Linked DNA regions of Homo sapiens: region 2 is linked to region 1. A link is an interaction called in ENCODE POLR2A ChIA-PET data of the cell type or tissue named here. Cell type or tissue: GM12878. All regions are shown on one strand. Region 1 overlaps LARP1 (La ribonucleoprotein 1, translational regulator). Region 2 overlaps FAXDC2 (fatty acid hydroxylase domain containing 2).

The links. ChIA-PET counts read pairs that join two places held together with the same protein. Peaks named below come from ENCODE experiments on the same cell type or tissue, not always from the same donor. Only the 100,000 strongest peaks of a DNase experiment are listed, where the experiment ranks them.
Region 2: POLR2A ChIA-PET joins it to region 1 with 11 read pairs; 10 of 35 experiments call an interaction of 5 or more read pairs at or near these places.

Annotation. Positions count from the first base shown.
Region 1 is chr5:154,782,275-154,786,274 of GRCh38, reverse strand. All of the region lies in intron 1 of LARP1 (La ribonucleoprotein 1, translational regulator), which reads right to left. Among named protein-coding and RNA genes, the nearest start is that of LARP1, 29 kb to the right of the region's middle. RefSeq lists enhancers at 1,516-1,575, 1,786-2,005, 2,026-2,285, 3,887-3,986, 3,664-4,000. In GM12878, no CTCF peak of the experiment used is centred here; a DNase peak (open chromatin) is centred at 2,424; H3K27ac peaks cover 3,705 bases.
Region 2 is chr5:154,830,829-154,834,828 of GRCh38, reverse strand. It overlaps FAXDC2 (fatty acid hydroxylase domain containing 2), which reads left to right. Exons shown (of 9, transcript NM_032385.5): 4 at 101-204; 5 at 3,907-4,000. Among named protein-coding and RNA genes, the nearest start is that of MIR378H, 3.4 kb to the right of the region's middle. In GM12878, no CTCF peak of the experiment used is centred here; no DNase peak of the experiment used is centred here.

The DNA.
Region 1 (4,000 bases):
GAGGTCAGGAGTTAGAGACCAGCCTGGCCAACATGGTGAAACTCTGTCTATACTAAAAATACAAAAAATTAGCCGGGTGTGGTGGGCGCCTGTATTCCCAGCTACTCAGGAGGCTGAGGCAGGACAGTCGCTTGAACCCGGGAGGCGGAGGTTGCAGTGAGCTGAGATCGCGCCACTGCACTCCAGCTTGGGTGACAAGAGTGAAACTCCATCTCAAAAAAAAAAGTGAAGCATACCAAAATTGCTATGTGCAAGAAGCAATCTGAATATGGTGGTGTTGAGAACACTAGAGGACTTTTCTGGCAACTATCTGCATGGCAAACCCACTATTTTCACTTGGATTACTTAAGGTTATTTTGAGTGTCAAGGAGCAGGGAGCTGATGCTACTACTGCTAATGAAGGATGAAGAGAAATGAGGGGTAGAAGGTGGGTGCTGAGGAATGGCAGGGCAGAGAGGAATTACTAACTGGGATGGTTGGAATAGGGATGGCGGCTCCTCTGTAAAGTGGAGTGGTTAATGACCACACGACCTCGAATGTCTAACCCCGAGATTCTTTAAGCCTCTATTTTCAAGTGTGTCTAACACCCCCTCATTCAAAGACCACCTAGGAAAGTCAGAGGGCCCCATTAAGCACATGGACTTTGCTATGGGATGGACTTAGGGTGGAGTCCCTACCTACTCTGCTCCTCACAGGGTCCCTCTGAACTTCACCTTCCTCTGTAAAATTGAAGTCATAGTTACATGGCTGCTGGAACAGTTAAACAAACAGAGCATACTAAGAGTACCTAGCACACAATAAATGCCCAACAAATGCTAATATTACAATTCACAAAGGAAGCTTACTATTTCCAAGCAATCGCCACCCTCACTCTGAGATAGAGATGGGGATGGGGGGAGATACACCAAATCATCTCTCAAAATGAAAGAATCAGAATGTACGGGAAAAACTCTTGGGGTGATTAATTGGTTCAATTCATACAGTCCAGACTGCAAATGAGGCCACCCACCTCACCTGGCTCTTCTGAGCGGTAATCCATGCCCACTGGATGGGGATACCACACCACCACATTGCCCTTCAGAGACAGGAGGCACCTGGGCCCCAGGGCAAGTTTCCCCAGGAAAGAGGAAGGCTTCCAAACTTTGTAGTTTAAAATGAGGAAAGACAGATGGGGGAATTTATCACAGGTCCCCCAGGGGTGCTTTGACATAAAGCCCTGCTTTGTTAGGGAGGAAGGAAGAACATGGCGAAGGCTGACAAGAGTTCCCTTTCAGTTGAAATTCAGTCATTCCACTTTTTACTCAGAACAGAAAAGGAAAACAGGCCAGGCTCAAGGAGTCTCTCTCAGCCTACTAAACCCATAACCCTGGCCAGTACACAGCCAGATAAAAAGATTTAAAAGTGTTTTCACTATTGTCTTCTTCTCAAAAGATCCTAAGGCTGCCGACCTTTGAAACAAAAACTACCCAGAGGTTCCAGATGTGAAGGTCTGAGGAGCAAGAACTTGGTTCAACCAACAGGTAGAAAGCACATGGGTGATTCAAACTCATCAGGTCACAGTAAAAAGATCTGGTAAGAGGCAGAGAGAAGCTAGAATTAAAACTGAGGGACCTGTGCATGAAAGGTGAGAAAAGGCTGAGCTATTCAAAGAAAGCCTTCAGGACCCAGAGTGGGTGACTAGAAGGACTACCAGATTTCAGGCCTGAACACTGCCAGGAAAATTAGGAAGACCAAATGCTTATTTGGGGACTGGTATCATCTCCTGGAGATTGGCATCTGAAAAGGCTGTTTACCAGAGAGCTAAGAACTACTACCTTGAGAACAAGGTAATCTGTTGGGTTTAGGGGCTGTATTACATTCACACTCACCCATCTGCTACCATACACTTGGCCGTTAGGTCGACCTCCTTCGGGTAGACCTCCCAGACCTCAAGTGTGGTGAAGCACCCTGCTATGTGCTCCCACGGTATTGTAAATGTTAAATGGGCTGGTTACTTATCTGCCCCTCCCCTGGGGGCAGGGACCACAGGGCTGCTTTCACAGCAGTACCCCAGTGTCTAGCTCAGGGCCTGGCAACACAGCAGACACTTGTTTAATGAATAGCGACTTCACACCAGAAGAGGCTTTGCTTGTCAAGTGCTAATTCCTGAGGTTATAGCCTCAACCCTTAGCCTTCAGCTGGGGCCCTCCCAAATACAGAGAAATTGCTAGTGTCCTAGAAACTGCTGGCTCCCAGAGGAACGCAGGCCCTAGCCCAGCTTTGACTCACAGGCAACCCAACTGCCTGATATCAGTGCTGCGCCTCAGTCCAGAATGCAACACTCACCAGTTGTATAACCCTTGGGAGCATTACCTACCATTCTACCCCAGCGTCACCCTCCTTACTAATATTGGGTCTACAGGTGTGAGAACAGAAAGACAGATCTCAACCACTGAGATTTCTCACCAAAGCACAAGAAATGCTAGCAGCAAATCGCAGATGCACGAATTACACGTGTAAATAATATGTAGTGAGCATTTACTAGATACCACACACTGTTCTAAACTCTGGGCATGGATTCTCTTAATCTTGATCGTGTTGAATTAGTTTCTTTCATTGGTCCCATTTTAAAACGAGGAACCCAAGACACATGGTGGAAAGGTTATTTGCCAAGATAACAGCCAGCAAAGAGAGGAACAGGATTTGGAGCCAAGCAGTCTGACTCTAAAACCTGTGCTCTTAACCACTAAAAGGAGGTGGAAGAGAAGCTAAGGGGTATAAGTTACAACCTTATTGTAGCCAACAGGACAGTTTCTCAATAGCAGGGATGCCTGGGCATCATTCTACATACTGGGGAAAACCAAAGCCTGTTGCAGGGAAGCCTAAGCTAACAGCTGGACAAGTGGCACCTCGGTGGTTGGAAGTGCCTAGTTTCCCTACCCAGAGAGGCAAGGGAAACTACCACCAAGCACACCCAGTTTGAGTCTAACTCCAGCACTCTGGCACTGGCAGCACTATGAAGAAAGAGACATTCCTTCCAGACCCACCTCCCAGTTCCTCTCAGTTCTCCCAGAGGCTGCTCAGGGGGATCCAGCTGACATGGATTGTGCCCCACCCTCAGCCCCCAGATATAAGGAAGGCCACCACTATCTCCCTAAGCCTGTGTCCAGGGACCCTGACTGTGGAAGGCAGCAATACCATCTGAAGGGAGGGTGAGGCAGGCAGGAAAGAGTGCCTGGGTTATACTACCCACCTGTGCCTGTCCCTCCCAGGCCAGCCTGGGGACAGATTAACTGAAAAGCCTGGCTACTTTCAGCTGTCATTCATCCTGGGGATGGGGTGGAGTCATAGAGGGGAGCCTGGAGACCCACAGGCCTTTCCTCCCATACTGACTGACCCCAGGACCCCCTAAGCAGGAACATTCTTCTATGGAGTAAAGAGAATGCCATGTTAGCCCTCCTCACCTTGGTCACCAGCTGCTGCTGTCGGTACCATCTCTCAGAGGCCTCTCTGCCCAGTCCTCCCACCCAAATTTCCCTAGACCTGCGGATGAAATGCAGGAGGGGCTGGAAGGGCATTCTTAGGGAGAGGAGTGGGCAGAGAAAGGGAAGGAGAGAAATGTTCAGGTCAGATCATCTTGAGTTCCCACTGAAAGGAAGCTGCAGACCACCAGTCAGCTCAGGAATGCAGAGTCTGCATCCCCTTGGCCCGGGAGGAGGAGCAAGGGTGGGCCAGGCTCCAGTCACATGATGCTGGCCAGCCTGGCCCAGCCCAGGCCCAGCCCCAGCTGACTATCTTTAGCCTGTGGTGACCCAGGTGGCCCAGTGCTCCCACTCTCCCCGCCCAGATGTGGACCCAGCCACCCTCGGGTGGCTGTGGCCACTCCCACTGCTGGTACCAGTCCCTGAAATCTTGCTTCAAAGCTGATCAATAATCAACACAGCTGAAATATATCAGCGGCCACTAAAGCTCCTGGCCTCCAAGTGCCAGCTCCCTAACCCAGCCTTTTCTAAAGAGCACA
Region 2 (4,000 bases), 49 kb before region 1:
CCCAGCTAGGGTGCAGTGTGGTGGTGGTCGGGGGCAGAGCATAGGGGAAGGAGCTGTCCACCCACTAGTCTTCACCCAGAAACCTGGTTTTTTTTCCAAGGCATCTTCAGAGATTTTGGGGTGCTTCTGGCTACTTTTGGCAAGCCCAGTGGGAGAGGCTGCTGACTACATTTGAAGGGAAGGAGTGGATCCTCTTCTTTATAGGTGAGGTTCCCAGACCACCAGCACCTAGCATGTGGGTGCATGATTATAACTTAATTCTTTTTGTTGTTTTGTTCTCTACTTTGGGACTTTTCAGTTTATTATTCCAAGGGATGAGGACTTGAACTTCAAAAAAGTGGTAGTCCCAAAGAATACTAAACTTGTGGGCAGTCTGAAAACAGGATGTCTAAAAAAAGAAGCTGAGAAGTTAAGACTCCTCCCAAAATATAGAAAAATAAGAAATATTTTATGTAAAAATGAATGCACATTTAGAGCAATAATCCTGTTTCTACACTTAATTCCACAAGCACAGAGAGCTGCCCTGTCTTGTCTGAGACTATGTACCCTGTACCTGGTACAGTCAGTGCTTGACAGCAAGTGGCCAGTCAATAAATATTTACTGACAGCTTCAATGGCTCCAAACAAGCCTAAGTAAATAGATGGAAGGAAAAGCCATGTAAACATAGATATTTATAACAGCATTATCTATAATAGTGAATGTCCTCGATCATACATTCACTCAAATAATAATTATATACAATTTATTTAATATATATTATATATAATATACATTTATTTATATTATTAATATGACATATAATATATAATGTTACTATGTGCTACACTTGTATCGAGGATATAGAAATATTTAAGATGGGAGGCCAGGCGTGGTGGCTGACGCCTGTAATCCTAGCACCTTGGGAGGCTGAGGCAGGTGGATCACGAGGTCAGGAGTTTGAGACCAACCTGGCCAACATAGTGAAGCCTCGTTTCTACTAAAAATACAAAAAAATTAGCTGGGCATGGTGGCAGGCTCCTGTAATCCCAGCTACTTGGGAGGCTGAGGCAGGGAGAATCACTTGAACCTGGGAGGCGGGTTGCAGTGAGCCAAGATCATGACACTGCACTCCAGCTGGGCGACAGTGTGAAACTTCGTCTCAAAAAAAAAAGAAAGAAAGAAATATTTAAGATGGGGCTGGGCACAGTGGCTCACGCCTGTAATCCCAACACTTTGGGAGGCCAAGGCAGGTGGATCACTTGAAGTCAGGGGTTCGAGACCAGCCTGGCCAATATGGCAAAATCCCTTTTTCACTAAAAACACACACACACACAAATTAGCTGGGTGTGGTGGTGCGTGCCTGTAATCTCAACTACTCAGGAGGCTGAGGCATGAGAATTGCTTGAACCTGGGAGGCAGAGGTTGCAGTGAGCCGAGATGGTGCCACTGCACTCCAGCCTGGGCAATAGGGCACGACTCTGTCTCAAAAAAAAAAAAACAAAAATTAAGATAGGCCAAGATTAGTGGCTCACACCTGTAATCCCAGCACTTTGGGAGGCTGAGGCAGGCAGATCACTTGAGGCCAGGAATTCAAGACCAGCCTGGCCAACATAGTGAAACCTGTCTCTACTAAAAGTACAAAAAATGAGCCAGGCGTGGTGGTGCGTGCCTGTAATCCCAGCTACTCAGGAGGCTGAGGCACAAGCATCGCTTGAACTCAGGAGGTGGAGGTTGCAGTGAGCTGAGATAGCACCACTGCACTCCAGCCTGGGTGACAGAGCAAGACCCTGTCTCAAAAAAAAAAAAAGAAGTATTTAAATGAAATGTTTCCCTCCCCCATTAAAAAATGATGTCATAGTCTAGAAGGGAAGATAAAAAGTGTCAGTTGCTATAAAGCAAAATGCACCTGAGGATTGTTTTCAACTAGAAGGAGGACTCTGACAATGGGCTGAACATTAAATATGACAGATTTAATGGGATCTTAAGCAGTCATTGAACAATGCAGATTACCTATGTATATGGAGAAGGTGGTAGAAAAACTTTATTAGCTTGAACCTGCAATCTAAAAAAACCTCAAATATTTTATATATGTTAGGTACAATCCTGTGAAAATTACCTATTACCTTGGTGATAAGCCAATATGAGAGAGAGAAAATATTTCCAATTTTAAGTGTTAGAGCTAGAAGAAGTTTAAGATCGTCTTACGGTGTGCTTTTCATCTGTATTCCTCAGGCAGCCTTTGAAGTTCCAAGTAGGTAGACACCTTGGATGGCCCACTGGGTAACCATCAGCCTTTTTTTTCCAAAGTAAAAAATAGTTTATTTTTTCTGGGTATAAAAGTAAATATGGGCCAGGCGCAGTGGCTCACGCCTGTAATCCCAGCACTTTGGGAGGCCGAGGCAGGCGGATCATGAGGTCAGGAGATCGAGACCATGGTGAAACCCCGTCTCTACTAAAAATACAAAAAATTAGTCGGGCGCGGTGGCGGGCGCCAGTAGTCCCAGCTACTCAGGAGGCTGAGGCAGGAGAATGGCGTGAACCCGGGAGGCAGATCTTGCAGCGAGCTGAGCTCACGCCACTGCACTCCAGCCTGGGTGACAGAGCAAGACTCTGTCTCAAAAAAAAAAAAAAACAAAAGTAAATATGTGCTCATTGTTAAAAATAAAAATCAGGCAATTCAAATAAGCATAGAAAGTGTGAAAATCACCCACTGTCTTACCTTCAAGAAATAACCACTGTTTATATATTAGTGTGCATCTTTTATATATTGGGTATATAGTTGTACTTATGAGATACCAACTATTTTTAAATCTTTTTTTCATTGAATAGATTGTAGGTATCTTTCCATGCCTATTAATGTAGCCTTACTTAATACTCTAAGCTTCCCATTCTATTCCATTATATGGAAATACTCTAATCTGTTTAGTCCCTTCCCTACTAATGGGTATTTAGGCTGCTTAAATTTTTTTTTTAATGCTGTGACGGACATTTATGCATACAAACAGACGTGTGTCCTTTTCTTCTTTCTCCCTTTCTGTCTTGGCTCTCTGACTCTCTCACTTTATTACTTCAGTTACTGCCAAATTGCCCTCTAGAAGGTTTGTACCAATCCTACTCCCCTACAGTGCTGGCAAGTATTTTCCAAGTCCCAGCCGCCACAGTTACTTCGGTTGATGGAGCATGAAGGGTGCTGGTGGAGGGGCACAGACATGGAATTAAGCAAAGCCGAGTCCTAGCTGGGCATGGTGGCAGGTGCCGGTAGCCCCAACTATTCAGGAGGCTGAAGCAAGAGGATCACTTCGGCTTGGCAGGTCGAGGCTACAGTGAGCCATGATCACACAACTGCACTTCCAGCCTGGATGACAGAGAGAGGCTTTGTCTCAAAAAAACAAACAAACAAACAACAAAAAAAAAACAACGATGAGTTTTCCACTTATACTGACTAGATGACACCTGAAGTTCTGCTGCTCAGTTAGTAGGATGACAGGGATTAAGTTTCCTGACTGACTCCTAGCCCAGGGCTCACTGTGACCCATACCATACAGAGTACTTCCTTTGCTTCTCCTTCCTTGGCAATTCATAAAGGGTTCAGTGGGCGCAGACTCCCAAATGTCAACCTGAATTCATTTCTATTTTAGAGGGTATTATATATCTTAACATACTTTCATATGTATTTATATGAAAACCACCAACCACCTTGAAGGTTGTCCCTATTTTATGGCTAAGAAAATGGAGACACTCCTTAAATGGCCTGTCCAAGTTCCTACCCAAGACTACAGGTAACCCCTTGGTCCCAAGCCCTAAGACCTCCCTGGCAAAGAAATGTCTAGGATGAAGCCTCAGTCACCACAAAAAAGTATGTTCTGTTAGTCTATGTGCTGTGAGAACCCAAAGTCGCCCTGACTGTTTCTGTTTCCCAATCTCAGGTGCCATCCAAGTGCCTTGTCTCTTCTTCTGGAGCTTCAATGGGCTTCTATTGGTGGTTGACACAACAGGAAAACCTAACTTCATCTCTCGCTA